Linked DNA regions of Mus musculus: region 2 is linked to region 1. Evidence: chromatin loops called from intact Hi-C (ENCODE). Cell type or tissue: left cerebral cortex. All regions are shown on one strand. Each heading gives the region's core, and the rest is flanking DNA. Links, peaks and the distances in the headings are about the cores only.

Evidence for each region. Hi-C counts contacts between places; a loop is a spot of excess contacts. Peaks named below come from ENCODE experiments on the same cell type or tissue, not always from the same donor. Only the 100,000 strongest peaks of a DNase experiment are listed, where the experiment ranks them.
Region 2: it touches region 1 in a loop (1.8-fold over the local background); 3 of 42 quality-filtered maps call a loop at or near these places.

The regions. Positions count from the first base shown.
Region 1 is chr8:69,379,466-69,389,653 of GRCm38, forward strand. All of the region lies in intron 1 of Gm10033 (predicted gene 10033), which reads right to left. Among named protein-coding and RNA genes, the nearest start is that of Gm10033, 11 kb to the right of the region's middle. In left cerebral cortex, for the core only: no CTCF peak of the experiment used is centred there; a DNase peak (open chromatin) is centred at 5,096.
Region 2 is chr8:69,298,844-69,309,031 of GRCm38, forward strand. D130040H23Rik (RIKEN cDNA D130040H23 gene) reads left to right here. Exons shown (of 5, transcript NM_001384124.1): 3 at 1,410-1,536; 4 at 1,915-1,978; 5 at 3,148-4,534. The coding sequence ends at 4,237. Among named protein-coding and RNA genes, the nearest start is that of D130040H23Rik, 33 kb to the left of the region's middle. In left cerebral cortex, for the core only: no CTCF peak of the experiment used is centred there; no DNase peak of the experiment used is centred there.

The sequences.
Region 1 (10,188 bases), core at 2,956-7,955:
CACACACACACACACACACACACACACAGTTTTTAAAAACACTTAAAAAATCTAAGACCAATGTGTTAACCATTTGCTGAAATAAATATTTAATAAATAAATTTCATCAGCAGGTTCGTTCCCTGCCTCAATGGTTTGTGTTCCTGAATGAAAGTCACATTAATATGCCTTAGGCAGCACAAGAGCTGGACAGTACTGCCTAATCTTCATTACCTCCAGGTGATAACTCTGACTTACTACTTACTAAATTCGATGTTCTATCATGGCTGCTCTGGACCTAGAGGGCTGGCCAACTGGGTTGCACTTTCCCGGCTCCTTCACATGGTGGCCATGCCTCTCAGTCCTGTACTGTTCTTGAGCATGGCCACCATCTCTCCTCTCCTCCACACTCTCCCAGCATGGAGCTTCTCTGTTCTCCTTCCTCCTCCTCCAGGTCCTAAAACTGAGAATCCGAAACCCGCTATGTCTGTTCTCCCCAGTTATTGGCTGCTGGCATTTTTACTTAAAGAAAGAGTATATCATTGGCATTGTACACCTAAAGCAAACTGTTTTGTTATAATTGCTTTATAAGTCATAAAGACTATAGACAAATTTATCAACATTTTCATGTGTATGTTTGTGTGTGTCAGCTGTGTGTTCACAGGTGACACATCAGAGAAAAAGAGTGTAAGATCCCTTGGATCTGGAGGAGTAGGTAGTTATTAGCTTCCCAATTCAGATGTTGAAATCTGAACTCAGGTCACTCCCAACAAGAATAAGTGCTGAGAAACTTACCCAAACCCTACAGTATATTATATCCAATAAACTAAATGTCTTTCATAAGTGAATAACAATAACAAACCTAAATAAAGAAAGAAGTAAATAAACAATCCTTGGTTATATTTTATTAATGACATCATGATTAAGATGTAGCATATTTACCACATAAATTGAATACAATACAAAGAAATTCCAAACAACTTGTAGTAAGAAAGCTGATGTCAAAGCTACATGCAAAGTAGAAAACATAATGCTCAATATGCTTATAAAGAAATAGTATACACATTGTATCAATGTGATTTCTATACTTATGACAGAGATACAACAATCAAGAATTATACAATATTTGTGAAAGAATAAAAGGATGGAGAGAAAAAGCCATGAACAAAAGCAGAAAAATACAGTCAAGTTTTAATTAAAAGAACTAAGGAAACTCATGCAGGAAAAATGACTTTGATCAATATTACTCAACTTCTGATGATTCTTCGTTAAATAAAGGTTAGCCATCCCCTTGAAGACTTCACCAACTCTCTTCCTAACCACAGTCTTCAGCTGCTAGAAAACCAGACAGCCTACCCACCCTAACCCCATACCTCTGCCCCCTGTTCCACCACCTCAGGGCCCTTAACTTGGACAGACAGTACTTGCTGAACCTGAGTCCTGAAATGTCCAGACTCTAACACAGGTGGGAGATACCCTTTTGGACTAGAGGCCACACAGAACTCCTGTCCTCAACTTGGGTCAAAACCTCATGCTCAAATATAGACCACATAGGTCAGAGAACAAGAGAAACAGATAAAATACCTATCCAACACTGAAAAAAATCCTTAAATGAACACCTAAATCAATAATCACCCAAAAACCCAGATGCCTAAATATCAGTGTAACAATACAATTAACAGCCAGAGAAATATGTCACCAGCCATTGTTGCACATAATTTTTAAAATGCATGCTTCCTCCTTTTCCCAGAGCTGTGGTCCCAGCTTAGCTCAGAGACCATGCTTCCTCCAGCCTGGCACTGGCTATCTCTTCCTCCCAGCTAGCTTTGCCAAGCCACCCAGTCTTCTCCTGCCCACCTTAAGAAAAACTCAGCAGGGCATGGTGGGCATGCCTTTAATCCCAGCACTTGGGAGGCAGAGGCAGGTGAATTTCTGAGTTGGAGGCCAGCCTGGTCTATAGAGTGAGTTCCAGGACAGCCAAGGATACACAGAGAAACCCTGTCTCAAAAAATTCAAAGGAAAAAAAAGAAAAAAAAAACCCACTCTAGACTGCTTTATTATTTTAAAACTTACCAGATAACACAATTGCTAGGGGAAGGAACTGATACTAAAATCTGGTTCCCTAATTGGTTCTTGGTTTGGTCACTAAAGAAGGCAGAAGCCAATTGCTGGGTGTGGGGAGCGGGTGTGGCGGCAGTCCCAAAGGCGCCAGGGACTGCAGCTAAGTCATATGACTTGCACCTGACTTCCTCATATAAGACACAAACATCTTGAGTGCTGCGCAGGTGTACCAGGATACAGGTGAATCCAATTTGGTGGAGATTTGTCCCTGCTGCCCTGATTAGCTGAAGCCTCTTGACTGGCGAGGGGGTGTGGCCTGCGGTGCGTGGATGAGAGAGAGTATAAAAGGAGTGAGAGGCCCAGGGTTCGGGGGGAGATATAAACAAGGGAGAGATATAAACAGGGGAGATATAAACAAGAAGAAACAGGACTGAATAAACGTGTGCAGAAGGATCCTGCTGTGGCGTCGTTCTTGCTGGCGAGTTGGGGGCGCGCTCGAGAAGTGGTGCCGAAACCCGGGACAAGAAACATCTTCAGGCACGAGCGAAGACCCCCTGCTACAGGGAGGATTCAGAACTGCATCACGGGGAAGGAGTGGTTAATAAAGGTTCCTGTAAAACAGACTGTTGAGAAGGATCCGGCGTGGATTCAGAACTCTTCAGCTGGGGAACGGTATTGATGAAGAGAAAGAAGAAAGATGAAGACTGAATAAACTGCTGTTAGAAGGACTGGTGGTCGCATCATTCTTGCTGGTTGAGAGCGGACGCGACAATTGGTGGCCCGTACGGGGAACCGACTCCCCCACCGAGTTCAGAACTTTCAGCAGTCAGTGGTTGCCGGCAGGGTAAGTTCACGGTGAGTGAAACTTGCGACCCCAGGAGTTTGGGAAGGACCTCGGATAAAATAGAGGTGAGCATAAAGTTGCCAGGAAGTAGGCACGAAGTAACCCAGGAGTTTGGGAAGGACCTTGGATAAAATAGAGGCAAGTATAAAGTTGCCAGGAAGCAGGCACAAGGTAACGATAGGTTCCTGGCTTTGGGACAAGATAAGGTTCATGGCTTTGGGACAAGTTAAGGTTCCTGGCTTTGGGACAAGTTAAGGTTCCCGGTTTGGGGACAAGTTAAGGAACTATGATAACCTCAGTGTAGTGATCAATAGATCCTCGCTGTGTAGTTATGCTTTTTTCTCCCATTGACCCTTTGTGGGTAGGTCTGATAGTTTTGGTCTTGTTTGTTCTGATATATGGACTCTGTTACTGTTTGAAACTGTGTGTAGAGGCAGTCAAGACAGGTCAGAAAATCCTTACAGAGCAACAAGAAAGTATGTCGGAAGAGAAGGGCTTAAAAAGAAAAAGGAAAAAGAAAGGAGACACAGTGTTATCAGGTGGACAGAAAGGACAAAATAAAAGAGCCGAGGTGGAGGAGGAAGGCGAATTAGCTTTTGTGCCGCCTCCCTATGCCTCCTCAGCAGCCACCTGTAGGTGGACCTTCTGTCCGGAGATTTGGAGAGGATCGACCAGATCTGGTATTGACGTGGGCGAGAGGGTCTGTTTGTGTGTTTCCACAGGACCAGATGGAACCTCTTTGGGTGCTGGAGAGATTGGTGAGACGCTGCAAGAATGAGGCTCCTGATCCAGTTGCCACTGTGGATGTGGTGGATGGTCCCACAAATACAAAGGATGGAGCCAAGATGAGAGATCCTTTCGGTATTCCAGAAGCTGATACCAGCTCGACATGACATTCAAATTTTTCCACGCTTTTTGATCCCTAAATTCCCCTTAAAGAGATAGCCCCGCTGGCCATCTATCCCTTGCTTCAGGGAAGATGAGCAGGGATGAGAGAGCCCTGGGATGTATGCTTGTTATAGTGTGTGTGTGTTTTGTGTTTGGCACATGTGTTAGGTGCAGAGTGTGCGGCCCGCACTTTCGCCATGGTAGCGTAGGCTTTTGCTGCAGTGGAGGCGGGACAATCTCCTCAGATTCGGTTTGCCGCTCTAAAAGAAATTATGCTGTGTTATGCCGTGGGTTGCGAGGCTAAGCACTGCACAGAGGATAGCTTGCTGTTGGCATCCTGTGGAAGGTATGTCTGATTGCATGAAGGTTCAGTGTCCTAGTTCCCTTCCCCCAGGAAAAACGACACGGGAGCTGGCCAAGACCTCTCTGGGTGATGAGCCTAAGGGATGGTTTTGTGTAGGGCCCCTATGCTTGCACACTGGGGATCAGACCTCTACCTTCACCCATGAGGCTTGCTTGCAGCAATTAAGATCTGGCCATAGGTTAATTAACATCCTGGCCTTTTGATGCACCTGCCGCAAGCAAAACACAATCTCCCCAGGTGTGGCTTGGCATGATAGAGAGGTAGTCAGTGATAAGACTCCCTGGGCATGTCACCAACCTAAGACAGGGATCAAACCAATGCTGTTTGTCACCCAAGGACGGGTAAGGGGCATGGCTGCGGGGGGCTATCTACAGACATTCTCTCTGCCAAAAAAGAAAAAAGGGGGAATTGTGGGGAGCGGGTGTGGCGGCAGTCCCAAAGGCGCCAGGGACTGCAGCTAAGTCATATGACTTGCACCTGACTTCCTCATATAAGACACAAACATCTTGAGTGCTGCGCAGGTGTACCAGGATACAGGTGAATCCAATTTGGTGGAGATTTGTCCCTGCTGCCCTGATTAGCTGAAGCCTCGTGACTGGCGAGGGGGTGTGGCCTGCGGTGCGTGGATGAGAGAGAGTATAAAAGGAGTGAGAGGCCCAGGGTTCGGGGGGAGATATAAACAAGGGAGAGATATAAACAGGGGAGATATAAACAAGAAGAAACAGGACTGAATAAACGTGTGCAGAAGGATCCTGCTGTGGCGTCGTTCTTGCTGGCGAGTTGGGGGCGCGCTCGAGAGCTGGGTGAAGTAAAGGTGGGACTTCCAGGTCTGAGGAGGAAGAGAAGGAGGAAGAGAAGGGATGCAGGAAAAGAGAAGGCTTTGGAGTGGGAGGCATGCAACAGATGGCACACAACATGGAAGGTGAGAATCCACTATTAATTTAGGAATTCTTGGATGGAGCAAACACAGTGATATAAGTGTAGGAAGAGATAAAATTGGTTTCTCAGTGAGCAGAGAGAGTGAGTCACATGGTGGCTCAGCATGCAAGAAACTTAAAGGAACATAGGGGAAGCCTGAGGTCAAAGATGCTGGGATCCCCTGTTGTGAAAAGAGACAGGATGGCTGTTCTAAGGCAGAGAGCCAGACAGTAAAAGCTGCCTGCTTCCTACAAGCAAGTAATCATAGGATAGAATTTTAAAGTTTGGTTTAATTGCTTTTAAAGACAAAAGAGAATACAGATTTTTGAGAGAACAGATTTTTGCAAGCATCATCAAAAGCACACAAAAAACCAAAGAGAGATTTCATATGTTAAAGATTAGATACACTGGTCAAGAAATATATTAAATCTAAAATAATTCCTGACCCCCCCCCCAAAAAAAAATCCAGAAAATCTGGGACACCATGAAAAGTCTAAACCTAAGGATAATAGGAACAGAGGAAGAATACCAACCCAAAGGCACAGAAAAATATTTTAAACAAAATTTTCATAACCAAAGAAAGAGAAGCCTATAAATGTATATATAAGAAGCATACAGAACACCAAACAGATTGAACCAGAAAAGATATTTCCTCACCACATAATAATCAAAACACTAACACAGAGAACAAAGAAAGAATATTGAAAGCTTCAAGAGGACAGGAGAGGTGGAGCAGCTGGGACAGGATCCTTCCTGTCTCCATCTGAACCCAGGAGCTGAGGCTGTTCCACAGCGCTCTGTGATGGGCCCTGCCAGGGTGAGCTGTTCTCCCAGAAGTGCTGACACTGACTTACAAGCCCACAGGAGGGGCAAGCTCAAGCCAGAGACAGTAAGACAAACTAGCACCAGAGATAGCCAGATGAAGAAAGGAAAGTGCAAGAACTTTACCAACAAAAACCAAAGCTACATGGCATCATCAGAACATAGTTTTCCCACAACAGTAAGTCCTGGATAACCCAACACACACAAAAAGCAAGATTTGGATTTAAAATCACATCTCATGATGCTGATTGAGGAATTTAAAAAGGATAAATACCTCCCTTAATGAAATACAGGAGAATACTGGTAAACAGCTAAAAGCCCTTAATGACAAAACACAAAAATCCCTTAAAGAATTACAGGTAAACACAACCAAAAGGTGAAAGAATTGAGCAAAACCATCCAGAATCTAGAAATGGAAAAAGAAACAATAAAGAAATCACAAAGGGAGACAACCCTGGAGTTAGAAAATCTAGGAAGTTATAGGAGTTATAAATGTGAGAATCACCAACAAAATACAAGAGACAGAAGAGAGAATCTCATGTGCAGAAGATCCCATAGAGAACACTGAAACAACAGTCAAAGAAAATGCAAAATGCAAAAGGCTCCTAAGCCAAAACATCCAGGAAATCCAGGACACAATGAGAAGACCAAACCTAAAGATAATAGATATAGAAGAGAGTGAAGATTCCCATCTTCAGTAATATCTTCAGCCAGTAAATATCTTCAACAAAATTATAGAAGAAAACTTCCCTAACCTAAAGAAAGAGATGCACATAAACATAGAAGAAGCCTACAGAACTCCAAATAGATTGGACCAGAAAAGAAATTCTTCCTGTCACTTAATAATCAAAACACCAAATACACTAAACAAAGAAAGAATATTAAAAGCATTAAGGGAAAAAGTTCAAGTAACATATAAAGGCAAATCTATCCGAATTATACCAGACTTCTCATCAGAGACTACGAAAGCCAGAAGATCCTGAGCAGATGTCACACAGACCCTAAGAGAACACAAATGCCATTCCAGGTTACTATATCCAGCAAAACTCTCAATTAGCATAGATGGAGAAACCAAGGTATTCCATGACAAAAACAAATATACACAATATCTTTCCACAAATCCAGCCCCTCAAAGGGTAATAAATGGAAAACTCCAACACAAAAGGATAAACTACTTCCTAGAAATAGCAAGAAAATAATCTTCTTTTAATAAACCAAAAAGAAGATAGCCACATAAACATAACTCCACCTATAACAACAAAAATAACGTGAAGCAACAATCACCTTTCCTTAATATCTCTTAATATCAATGGACTCAATTCCTCAAAAAAACACATAGACTAACAGACTGGATAAGTAAACAAGACCCAACATTTTGCTGCATACAGGAAGCCCAGCTCAGTGACAAAGACAGACACTACCTCAGAATAAAAGGCTGGAAAACAATTTTTCTAAGCAAATGGTCCCGAGGAACAAGCTGGAGTAGCCATTCTAATATCAAATAAAATTGAATTTCAACCTAAAGTTATCTAAAAAGATAAGGGGGGGGGGAACACTTCATACCCATCAAAGGTAAAATCTACCAAGAGGAACTCTCAATTCTGAACATCTATGCTCCAAATGCAAGGGGATGAACATTCATAAAAGAAACTTTGCTGCTGGGCAATGGTGACACATGCCATTAACTGGGAGGCAGAGGCAGGCAAATCTCTGAGTTCAAGGCCAGCCTGGTCTACAGAGTGAGTTCCAGGACAGCCAGAGCTACACAGAGAAATTCTGTATCGAAAAACCAAAAAAAAAAAAAAAAAAAAAAAAAAAAAATCAAACAAAAAAACCAAAAAACCCCCCAAAAACCCAAAAACCCAACCAAACAAAACAAACCAACAACAAACAAAACAAAACAAAAAAAGAAAAGAAAAGAAAAGAAAGAACCTTTGCTAAAGTTCAAAGCAGATATTGCACCTCACACAATAATAGTGGGAAACCTCAACACCCAGCTATACCACTACTGGGCATATACCCAAAAGATGCTCCAACATGTAATAAGGACACATGCTTCACTATGTTCATAGCAGCCTTATTTGTAATAGCCAGAAGCTAGAAAGAACCCTTAACAGAGGAATGGATACAGAAAATGTGGTACATTTACACAATGGAGTACTACTCACCTTTTAAAAACGATGAACTCATGAAGTTCTTAGGCAAATGGATGGAATTAGAAAATACCATCCTGAGTGAGGTCACCCAATCACAAAAAACCACACATGATATGCACTCACTGATAAGTGGATATTAGCCCAGAAGTTCAGAATACCCAAGATACAATTCACAGGTCAAATGAAGCTCAAGAAAAAGGAAGACCACAGAGTGGATACTTCCGTCCTTCTTAGAAGGGGGTTCAAAATACCCATGGGAGGAGATACAGAGACAAAGTTTGGAGCAGAAAATGAAGGAAAGGCCATCCAGTGACTGTCCCACCTGAGGACTCATCCCATATACAGTTACCAAACCCAGTCACTATTGTGGATGCCAGTAAGTGCTTCCTGACAGGAACCTGATATAGTTGTCCACTGAGAGGCTCTGCCAGTGCCTAACAAATACAGAACAGAGGTGGATGCTCACAGCCATTGGACTGAGTACAGGGTCCCCAATGGAGGAGTTAGAGAAAGGTCCCAAGGAGCTGAAGGCGTTTGTAGCCCCATAGGAGGAACTATAATATTGACCAACCAGTAGCCCCCAGAGCTCCCAGGGACTGAAAACCACCAACCAAAGAATACATATGGAGGGACTCAAGGCTTCAGCCACATATGTAGCAGAAGGATGGCCTTGTGAGACATCAATGAGAAGAGAGGTCCTTGGTCTTGTGAAGGCTCAATTCTCTAGTGTAGGGGAATGCCAGGACAGGGAAGTGGGAGTGGGTGGGTTAGTAATCAGGAGAAGGTGGGATAGCTTAGGGTGGGGTTCGGAGGGGAAATGAGGAAAGTTGATAAAATTGAAATGTAAATAAAGAAAATATTTAATCATTAAAAAAAAAAGCTTCAAGGGGAAGAGACCAAGTATGACTTCGTAACTGAGACTCTATAGCACAAATAGGCTTGGACAGATATACTACAGACTCTAAGGAGACCACAGATGCCAGCCAAGATTACTACACCAAGCAAAACTTTTAATCAAGCGTTTTAACAGAGACAAAAAGATATTCCACAATAATGTCTAATTTAAACAACATCTATCTACAAATCCAGTCCTATAGAAGGTGTTATGAAAACTCCAAACCAACGAAGTTAACCCCATCCATGAAAACACAGAGAATAAATAATCTCACATCAGCAAAACCTAAATAAGGAAAGCACACACACACCCATACCCACACACACCCCACAGCTACCACTTCCAACAATAAAAACAGGAATTGACAACCACGTGTCATTGATATCTCTCAACATATATGGCCTCAATTTCCCAATAAAAGACTCAGACTAGCAGAATGAATGTGAAACCAGGATCCATCCTTCTGCTGTACACAAGAAATACCCTTCAACATCAAAGATAGACATTAGCTAAGAATAAAAGATTGGCCTTGAACTCAGAAATATGCCTGCCTCAGCCTCCTGAGTTCTGGGACTAAAAGCATGAGTCACCACCAAGATTTTAGGATTTTTAAAAACTGTGTGTGTGTATTTCTCTGTGACTATGTTGTGTGTGTGTGTGTGTGTGTGTGTGTGTGTGTGTGTGTGTGTGTGTATGTGTGAGTGTGTGTGAGAGTGTGTGAGAGTGTACCCAGTGAGGTAAGAACAGATTATCAGTCCTCTGGAGGTGGAGTTGCAAACAGTTGTGAGCCACATGATATGGGTCCTGGGAACTGAAATCTGGTCCTTTGGAAGATCATCAAGTGCTCTTAACCACTAAGCCATCTCTCCAGGCCTAGGATTCTAATCAAGTTGCTGAATGATGGCCTCATGATGGCTTTTCTACCAGTTTCTAAACTATTTGTAAAATTTGTAAGACAAACCTGAAAGTGGAATGCAACATTCTGAACTTCTAGAAACCAGACCTTCAGTTTTCTAATCTGTCTTCCCACCACACACCAAAAGAGCAATACGCATGTGTGCACACAGGATAGTGGTTTTACAAGCACGGCATCATCCCATAGCCAGGGTCATAGAGCCTCCTTCTCCATAGGCAATCAACACTCAGGGAGGCACAGATGCCAAGGGCCACTGCTCAGGTTGGCACATGGACCAACAGAACCACAGTTTGGATCACTGTCCATCCCAGGCTCACAAGCACTGACATCTCAGCTTGATTTCCC
Region 2 (10,188 bases), core at 3,289-8,288, 80 kb before region 1:
GACTATTCCGGGGCCTAGCAAACACAGAAGTGGATGCTCAGTCAGCTATTGGATGGATCACAGGGCCCCCAATGGAGGAGCTAGAGAAAGTACCCAAGGAGCTATAGGGATCTGCAACCCTATAGGTGGAACAACATTATGAACTAACCAGTACCCCGGAGCTCTTTATTATTGCAATTTATAAAATTTACTATCCTCAGTGAGCCTTATAACTATGACTGATTTCTTTACTACATTCTTTCTCATTCAAAATCAAAGTACAGGAGAGGATCAATAACTGAGAAGCTCTTTTCCATATATATATATTTTGTTGTTGTTGTTTTTTTTTTTTGTTTTTGTTTTTGTTTTTTTTTTTCTAATACAGGGTTTCTCTGTATAGCCCTGGCTGTCCTGGAACTCACTTTGTAGACCAGGCTGGCCTCAAACTCAGAAATCTGCCTGCCTCTGTCTCCCAAGTTCTGGGATTAAAGGCTGGCTGCATATGTATCAAAAGATGGCCTAGTCGGCCATCAATGGAAAGAGAGGCCCATTGGACTTGCAAACTTTATATGCCCCAGTACAGGGGAACGCCAGGGCCAAAAAGTGGGAGTGGGGGGGTTAGGGCAGTGGGGGGGAGGGTATGGGGGACTTTTGGGATAGCATTGGAAACGTAAATGAGGAAAATACCTAATAAAAATATAAAAAATACATATTTATGTTTTACTCTAAAAAAAAAAGAAAATATCCAATCAAAAAGAAAAGAAAAGAATCCCCTCCCCCCGCCCCCCCCAAAAATCCCTGAGCCATCTAAGAAAACCAAAAGAAAACTTGTTGCAATTCTTTCTACCTCAAAAAAACAAAAAACAAAACCAAAAACATACAAAAAACACACCAAAAAACTTCTGTGATACCTTGGGAGTTTTATCTGTCATTTTTTGTTTATTTGATTGATTAGCTGTTTGGGCTTTTTGGAATGTGTGTAACAGCGTCTTAATATTTACTTGATGCTGTCCTATAACTCATTATGTAGCACAGGCTGGCCTCTAACTCATGACATTCACTTGCTTGTGACTCCTGAGTGCTATGCTTAAGGGCATGAGTCCATACACCCAGCTTTCCTACCTTGTTTTGTAGTTAGTAATTGTTCATACAATTTCTCTGATGTGTACTCAGTACTGTTAACCTGTTTGTTTCTGTCTGTATGTTTGCTAACAGGCATTTCTATTTACAGGGCCCAGAAGTTACAGAGGTGAACCTTCTTTTCTGTTTCCTTCTAAAGTGATTTGGCTATTACACTTGAACTTTAGTGTCATGGAAATCATCAGCATTATATGAATCTATTGTCACAGAAGTACATTTACAAGCAATGTGTTTTTTACAATGTTGCCAGTATTATGCTTTCTGTTGTTCACAAGTGTGGCATATTTTAGGATTCAGTAACCTACGATGATGTGCATGTAAACTTCACTGGGGAAGAGTGGGTCTTGCTGGATGCTTCCCAGAAGAGTCTCTACAGAGATGTGATGCTGGAGACCTACAGCAACCTCACTGCTATAGGTAAGACTGTGAATATTATTTTACTTTTTAAAATATAGGGAAAAGAGCCTGGCGTGGTGGTGCACGCCTTTAATCCCAGCACTTGGGAGGCAGAGGCAGGCGGATTTCTGAGTTCGAGGCCAGCCTGGTCTACAAAGCGAGTTCCAGAACAGCCAGGGCTATAAAGAGAAACCCTGTCTCAAAAAACAAAAAACAACAACAACAACAACAATATATATATATATATGGAAAAGAGCTTCTCAGTTATTGATGCTCTTCTGTAATTTGATTTTGAAAGAGAAAGCATGTAGTAATCAGTCATAGTTATAAGGTTCACTGAGGATAGTAAATTTTATAAATTGCAATATAAATTATACATTTTCTGTTAATATATTCTAGGTTACAAATGGAAAGACAATGATATTGAAGAACATTTTTGTCAAAATTCTAGAATACATAGAAGGTAAGTTTCATATATAAGCTGCTACAAATATGTCTCTGAAGAGATTTAAATATGTCCTGGAAACTTGAAGGAAAAGCAACAGGGTAAATAAGCAGAACTTTAAGTGTATTGATAATTAGGAAATTCTCGCAACACCATGTACCTCGGTGTCAGCAAGCTGATCCATGTTTACATGGCATTCCTCTAAGAAAAAAGACAAGGAAGCCAGGCCTTAGGCACTATCACCATTTCAGTCAGAGTCCTGTGAGAGCTAGGCCGTAGAGCTGCCAAGCTGTTTAGTTTGATACCATTTAGATATCTCAAAAGATATACACATAGATTAGATGATACGTATATGTCTAAAACCTTCTAATAAGCAAATAGACCATAGCTTGTGTTACTCATATTACTCATAATGACCTATCAACATTTAGTGAGAGGGGCAGTTTATGAGAGTCAAGAAGTTTGTTGTGGAGAATCCTTAATCCTTATATTATATCTCTATGATGAACAAAAACATAAACTGTATGAATTCACTGTGGAAACCTTTCAGTTTTAAAATCTTGCTTTAATAGGCATATCGTATGTTACATTAGATAAAAGCCATGTGAGCATAAGGGATATGGAAAGAAGAAAATGTACCTCTCTTGGTCCCAGAGCAATGAGAAGCCATGTAGTGGTCCCTATTTTGAGTAGACTTTGTGAATGTGATATAAGTAGACAATTAATTTGTGTTTCAAATTTTATTGGCAATACGTTAACAAGCTCAAATGCAGAAAAGCCCTGGGAGGAGAAGGAATATGGAAATTCTTCTGTTTGTCTTGGCTTATTTTGCAAAGATAGTATGACTCACGTTATAGGAAAATGTTATGAATGCAACCACTGTGGTAAATCTCTGAGTTCTTCTTCTCTGAGTTCAGTTGTCTTCAAAGATGTGGAAAAACTCACGTGAAAAAGGATGTTATAAACGTGAACCATGTACTAAAGACTATGCATCACAGGTATCATTAAACACACATAAAAACCTATAGTGCATAGGAACCCTATGAATGTAAACAATTTGGTAAAACCTTAAGATCTGATTCCTTTTTACAGTAAATTAGACTAAACTATAAAGCTAGATCACACAGATAAAAAGATCCACCGTAATCAATGTATTAAAATGTTACACATGCCATTTATCTTTGCAGGCATGAAAGAGGTCCTGGAGAGAAACCCTATGAATATACTCAGTGTGGTAAAGCCTTTGCACAACACAGTCATCTTCAAGGGCATGAAAGAATTCTTACTGGAAAGAAACCCTATGAATGTAATCAATGTGGTAAAGCCTTTATATGTCACAGTAGTCTTTCAAATCATGAAAAGCATCATACTGGAGAGAAACCATACAAATGTATTGAATGTGGTAAAGCCTTTTCACAACAGAGTCACCTCCAGATACATAAAAGAATACATACTGGAGAGAAGCCCTATGAATGTAATCAGTGTGCTAAAGCCTTTTCACAACAGAGCCATCTCCAGAAACATAAAAGAACACATACTGGAGAGAAGCCCTACAAATGTAATCAATGTAATAAAGACTTTTCACAACAAAGTCATCTCCAAATCCATAGAAGAACACATACTGGAGAGAAACCCTACAAATGTAATCAATGTGATAAAGTCTTTTCACAACAAACTCATCTCCAAAGACATAAAAGAACACATACTGGAGAGAAGCCCTACAAATGTAATCAATGTGGTAAAGCCTTTGCTCATCACAGTTATCTTGAAAAACATCAAAGAACACACACTGGAGAGAAACCTTATCAATGCAACCAATGTGGTAAAGCCTTTGCACATCACAGTTATCTCCAAAAACATAAAAGAACACACACTGGAGAGAAACCTTATCAATGCAATCAATGTGGTAAAACTTTTGCATGTCACAGAAGTCTTCAAATTCATGAAAGAATTCATACTGGAGAGAAACCTTATGAATGTTGTCAATGTGGTAAGACCTTTGCACATCACAATTATCTCCGAAACCATAAAAGAACACATACTGGAGAGAACCCCTACAAATGTAAGGAATGCGGTAAAGCCTTTGCATGTCACAGTCATCTTCAAAGGCATGAAAGAGTTCATACTGGAGAGAAACCCTATGAGTGTAGTCAATGTGGTAAAGCCTTTGCATGTCACAGCAGTCTTCAAAATCATGAAAAAAATCATATTGAAGAGAAACTCTATGAATTATGTAAGCAATATGGTAACGCCTTTGTACATCACAGTTATCTCTGAAAACATAAAACACAAAAGAATATATTCTACAGAATATAATCAGGATTTTAAAGTCATGTCACAGTTGTCTTTGAGGACATGAAAGAACTCATACTGAAAGGAATCTCTGACTATAAAGTGTTTAGTGAGATCTGTAGCCAACACACTTCCATCCGGGACAGAATATTATTTACTAGGGAGAAAATAATCTGAGATGTGTCCACAATATTTTCAAGGCGTTTGCCTGTCTTTACTTTGTATCTACAAACTCTTATGGACAAAAGCCGTATGGATGTAAATTAAAAGATATCCAATTTAGGTCTCACACTTCTTTTTGATGACATGAAATAGCTCATCCAGATATGAAACTTTATGGATGCCAGATATGAAACTTTATGGATGTGTTTTAGTAAATTTTCTGAGCTATGAGAAAACACAATGTCTAAGGCAGTTTATAAAAAAAACCATTAATTTAGTTTATGGTTCCAGACGGATGTGGGATCACCATCAAAGAGCCAGGGCAATGAGCGCCAGGCGTGGCAGCTAAGGTGTGAAGTTAAAAGTTCACCTCTTCAACTTGAAGCATGAAGCAGACAGGAGGAGCTGGAAGGCGTGTGAGGATTTAAGCTCTCAAAGCCCATCCCCCAGTGACATGTTTCCTCCAGAAGGGTGGCATTTACTAAATCTTCCCAAATGACACCCCCAACTGTGGGGTGTTGATTCTCTGACTTTAAGTCTACATGCTTGCTTTTTATTAGGGTAACCAATCCACAGGGAAGAAAATCCCTGTAGGTAAGCCTTTAGATGCCTAAACATTTGGGTTGCAGAAATGAGTGGTTACACGGGAGAAGTCATGAGTGAAAATTGTTTCCTTAACACTTTGTCTTAATTTTAACTATGGGCCGTCACTGTGTCTTTGTGTGGGTATGTGCGTGTGCATGCCACTGACCAAGAAAGTTAGAGTCTGTATCTTCCTGTGGCAGGTAGTACAGGAAGTTGTCAAAAAAAATGACCTTGGTCATCGGAATGAACTCGTTTAACTGCTTGTTCATGCCCCAGCCCTGTCAATCTTTTCTAGATTGTATATATATATATATATATGATGGCAGAAAATAGGAAATAACTCATAAAAGAGACAAATCCTACTCGTGAAAATAATTGTCTTCGGTTTCATGAGAAAGACCTTCTTTCTTCTCTGTTTCATAGATTTGAAGGAAGTAATTATTTACTACATTTATTCAAATGCCATGGTGGAGCTCACCAATTGTGATTTATATTTTGAATCTTTTGAATTGGATATTGAAAGTATGCTGTATGCGTGGCAGATCCATTTGCTGAAGTTTATTTGGTGGTTCCTATATTCCTTCTGTGGCTTCCGATCATCTATAACTGCAGTTTCACTCGGTGATGGGTATTTTTCTGCTGAAATGTATAGAATGGGGTGCCCACCCTCTGAGTGGTCCATTGCTTACTTAAATGTCAGGCAGTGTGTGATCATAGTCTCCAAGTCAGGGTATCTATAAAAGGGAGGTAATTTGTTGTTACTGGTTTTGGTTTTCATATTTACACAAATTTCCCTGAGGTTGTGTTTTTTTTTTTTTTAAATCCAACTTTGCTTGGGTGTCAGCAGTAAGTCAGATCTACATTGGAACTCATGGTTCTCATGTGACAGCCTCCTGAGCACAAGCCCAAGGATGGTTGTTATACCCTCAATGTGTTCTATTTTGTCAACATGCCTGTATATATGTATGTATGTATGTATGTATGTATGTATGTATGTATGTATGTATGTATGTATTTATTATGTATTATTTATTTAATTCGCGTTAGGTCCCAGTCATAGCCTCCCTCCTTCCTTTCTTCCCAGCCCCACCTTACAAATCTCTCCCTCCATTGACCTTCTCCCCTTCTTTTCAGAGAAGAGGGTATCATCCCATCCTAGGGCATCTAGTCCTAGCAGGTTTAGGCACAAACTCTCCCACAGAGGCCCAATCAAGCAATCCAAGTAGGGGAAAAGAGGATACAGAAGCAAGGAACAGAGACTGAGAGCCCCGTTCCTCTTTTTAGGGGGACCACACTAACACCAAGGAATACATTTGCTACAAATGTGTAGGAGATCTAGTTCCAGCTCCTGCATGTTTCCTGGTTAGTAGCACAGGCTCTGCGAGCCTCCATGGTCCCAGGTTAGATGACTCTGTGGGTCTTTTTTGACCCCTCCAACTTACTTACTTCTATCCTTCACTCTACTGTAAGACTCAGGGATCTACCTAATGTTTGGCTGTGGGTCTGCATCTGCCTCCATTTGCTGCTGGATGAAGCCTCTCCGGAGACATTTATGCTAGGTTCCTGTTTGCAAGCATAGCAGAGTATCATTAATAGTGTCAGGGGTGAGCTCTCTCACATGGGATGGGTCTCAAGTTGGGGCAATTGTTGGTTGGCTGTTCACCCAGTCTCTGCTCCATCTCTATCCTTGAACATCTTACAGGCCAGACAAATTTTCAGTTGGAGGTTTTGTAGGGGGATTGATGTTCCCAATCCTTCCTCTGGAAATCCTGCCTGACTATAGGAGGTGGTCATTTCAGTCTCCCTATGGTAGGAATCTAAGCTAGGGTCATCCCCTTAACCTCTCTTATCCCAAGCCTCCAGCTACTTACCAGAGATGCCCTGCCATGATCGCCATTCTCACTCCCAGTCTCTTACCCCACTTCTTACCTTCCTGATCACCTTCCCTGTTCCCGTCCTCCTCTTATCTCCTACCCAGTTCCCTCTCTCCATCCAACTCAGATGACTATTTAGTTTCCCTTTGGAGGTAGGTTCATATGTCCACCCTGGGTCCTCATTTTACCCAATTTCATTGGGTTTGTGGATTGTAGCATACTTATCCTGCACTTCATGTCTTATGTCCAGTTAAAAGTTAGCACATACCATATGTGCCTTTCTGGATCTGGGTTACCTCACTCAGGATGAATTTCTCAAGTTCCATCCATTTGCCTGGAAAATTCAAGAATCTTTGGTTTTAAAAGCTGAATGGTATTCCATTGTGTAGAGGTACCACACTTTCTTTATCCATTCTTCAGTTGAGGGACATCTAGGTTGTTTCTCATTTCTGGCTCTTATGAATAAAGCTGCTGTGAATAGAGTTGAGCAATTGTCCCTGTGATATCGTGGGTTATCTTTTGGATATATGCTCAGAAGTGGTATATATAGGTCTTGAAAGAGAGCTATTCTCAATTTTCTGAGAAACTGCCAAGTTGATTGGCTGTACAAAGTTTGGTTACGCATGTTTATACTCCCACCAGCAGTGGCTCCACATCTTCCCCAGAACGTGCTGCTCCTTGAGTTTTTGATCTTAGCCATTCGGATGGGTGTAAGAAGGGAATCTTAGGGTTGTTTTGATTTGCATTTCCCTGATGACTAAGGTCCTTTAAGCGCTTGTCAGCCATTCTGGATTCCCCTGTTGAGAATTCTGTACTTAGCTTTGTACCCCACTTTTTAAAAAATTGGTTATTTGGTTCAATGGTGTCTAACTTTTCAGTTTTTTATAATTATGGATACCCTCTTTCAGATGTAAGGGTTGTGAACATCCTTTCCAGATCTGTAGACTGCTGTTTTGTCCTATTGACTGTGTCTTTTGCCTTACAGAAGCTTTTCAGTTTTATGAGGTCTCACTTACCAATTGTTGATCTAGGAGCCTGAGTTCTGGTAGTTGTCTCCTGTATCAATGAGTTGAAGGCTATTTCCCACTTTCTGTTATATTAGATTTAGTGTATTTGGTTTCACATTGAGGTCTTTCATCCACTTGGACTTGAGTTTTGTGCCGGGTGATACATATTGATCTATTTTCATTCTTCTACATGCTGATATCCAGTTAGACCAGCACCATTTGTTAATGGTGTTTTCTTTTTTCCATGGTATGGTTTACCTTCTTTGTAAAAAAAAAAATAATAATAAAAATCAAATGTCCATAGGTATGTAGGTTTATTTCAGGATCTTTGATTCAATTCCATTGATCAACCTGTCTGTTCCTGTACCAGTATCATACAGTTTTTATTACTATTGCTTTGTAGTAGAGCTTGAGGTCAGGAATGGTGATACCCACAGATATTCTTTTATTTTTCAGGATTATTTCAGCTATCCTGGGTATTTTGTTCTTCTGTATGAAGATAAGAATTGATTTTTTAAGGTCTGTAAAGAATTCTATTGGAATTTTGATGGAAATTGAATTGAATCTGTAAGATTGCTTTTGGGAAGATGGCTATTTTCACTATGATAATCCTACTGATCTATGAGCATAAGAGATCTACCATCTTTTGATATTTTCCTGTATTTCTTCCTTCAGCAACTTCAAGTTCTTTTCATATAGATCTTTCACTTGCTTGATTAGAGTTACACTAAATTTTCAGTATTTGTGGCTAATTTAAAGGATATCACTTATATGTACTATCATCATATGCAAATAGTGATATTGTGACTTCTTCCCTTCCAGTTAGTATTTTTTTTTGACCCCCTTTTATTTTCTAATTGCTCTGGCTAGGACTTCAAGTACTATATTGAATAGGTAGGGAGGGAGTGGGCAGCCTTGTCTAGTCCCTGATTTTAGTTGGATTGCTTCAAGTTTCTCTCCATTTAGTTTGAAGTTGGCTACCGGTTTGGTGTATATTGCTTTTATTATGTTTAGGTATGGGCCTTGAAGTCCTGATCTTTCCAAGACTTTATTGTGAAGGGGTGTTGGATTTTGTCAAATGCTTTCTCAGCATCTAATGAAATAATCATGTGGTTTTTTTTTCTTTGAGTTTGTTTATATAGTGGATTACATTGATGGATTTCCATATATTGAACCTTCCCTGCATCCCTGGAATGAAGCCTACTTGATCATGATGGATGATCATTTTGATGTGTTTTTGGAATCAATTTGCGAGAATTTTATTGAGTATTTTTGCATCGATATTCATAAGAGAAATTGATGTGAAGTTCTCTTTCTTTGTTGGGCCTTTGTATGGTTTAGGTATCAGAATAATTGTGGCTTCATAGAACGGAATTGGGTGGAGTACCTTGTGTTTCTATTTTGTGGAATAGTTTGAAGAGTATTGGAATTAGGTCTTCTTTAAAAGTCTGATAGAACTCTGCATTAAATCCATCATGTACTGCATTTTTTTTTAGTTGGGAGACTATTAATGACTGTTTCTATTTATCTAGGGGACATGGGACTGTTTAGGCTGTTAATCTGATCCTGTTTTAACTTTGGTAAGTGGTATCGTATAGAAAATTTTCTATTTCATCCAGGTTTTCCAGTTGTGTTAAGTATAGGCTTTTGTAGTAGGATCTGATGACTTTTTTAGATTTCTTCAGATTCTGTTGTTATGTCTCCCTTTCTATTTCTGATTTTGTTAATTAGTACATTGTCCTTGTGCCCTCTAGTTAGTTTGGCTAAGGATTTATCTATTTTGTTGATTTTCTCAAAGAACCAGCTCCTGGTTTGGTTAATTCTTTGTATTGTTCTTTTTTTTTTTTCTATTTGGTTGATTTCATCCCTGAATTTGATTATTTCCTGCCATCTACTCCTCTTGGGTAAAATTGCTTACTTTTGTTCTAGGGCTTTTAGGTGTGCTGTCAAGCTGCTCATGTATGCTCTCTCCAGATTGTTTTTGGAGGCACTCAGAGCTATGAGGTTTCCTCTTAGGACTGCTTTCATTGTGTCCCATAAGTTTGGATATGTTGTGGCTTCATTTTCATAAAAGTCTAAAAAATCTTTAATGTCTTTATTTCTTCCATTACCAAGTTATTGAGTAGAGTGTTGTTAACTTTCCATATGTATATGTGCTTTCTATTATTTATGTTGTTATTGAAGATCAGCCTAAGTCCATGGTGATCTGATAGGATGCATGGTATTATTTCAATATTTTTGTATCTGTTAAGGCCTGTTTTGTGAACAATTATATGGTCAATTTTGGAGAAGATACCATGAGGTGCTG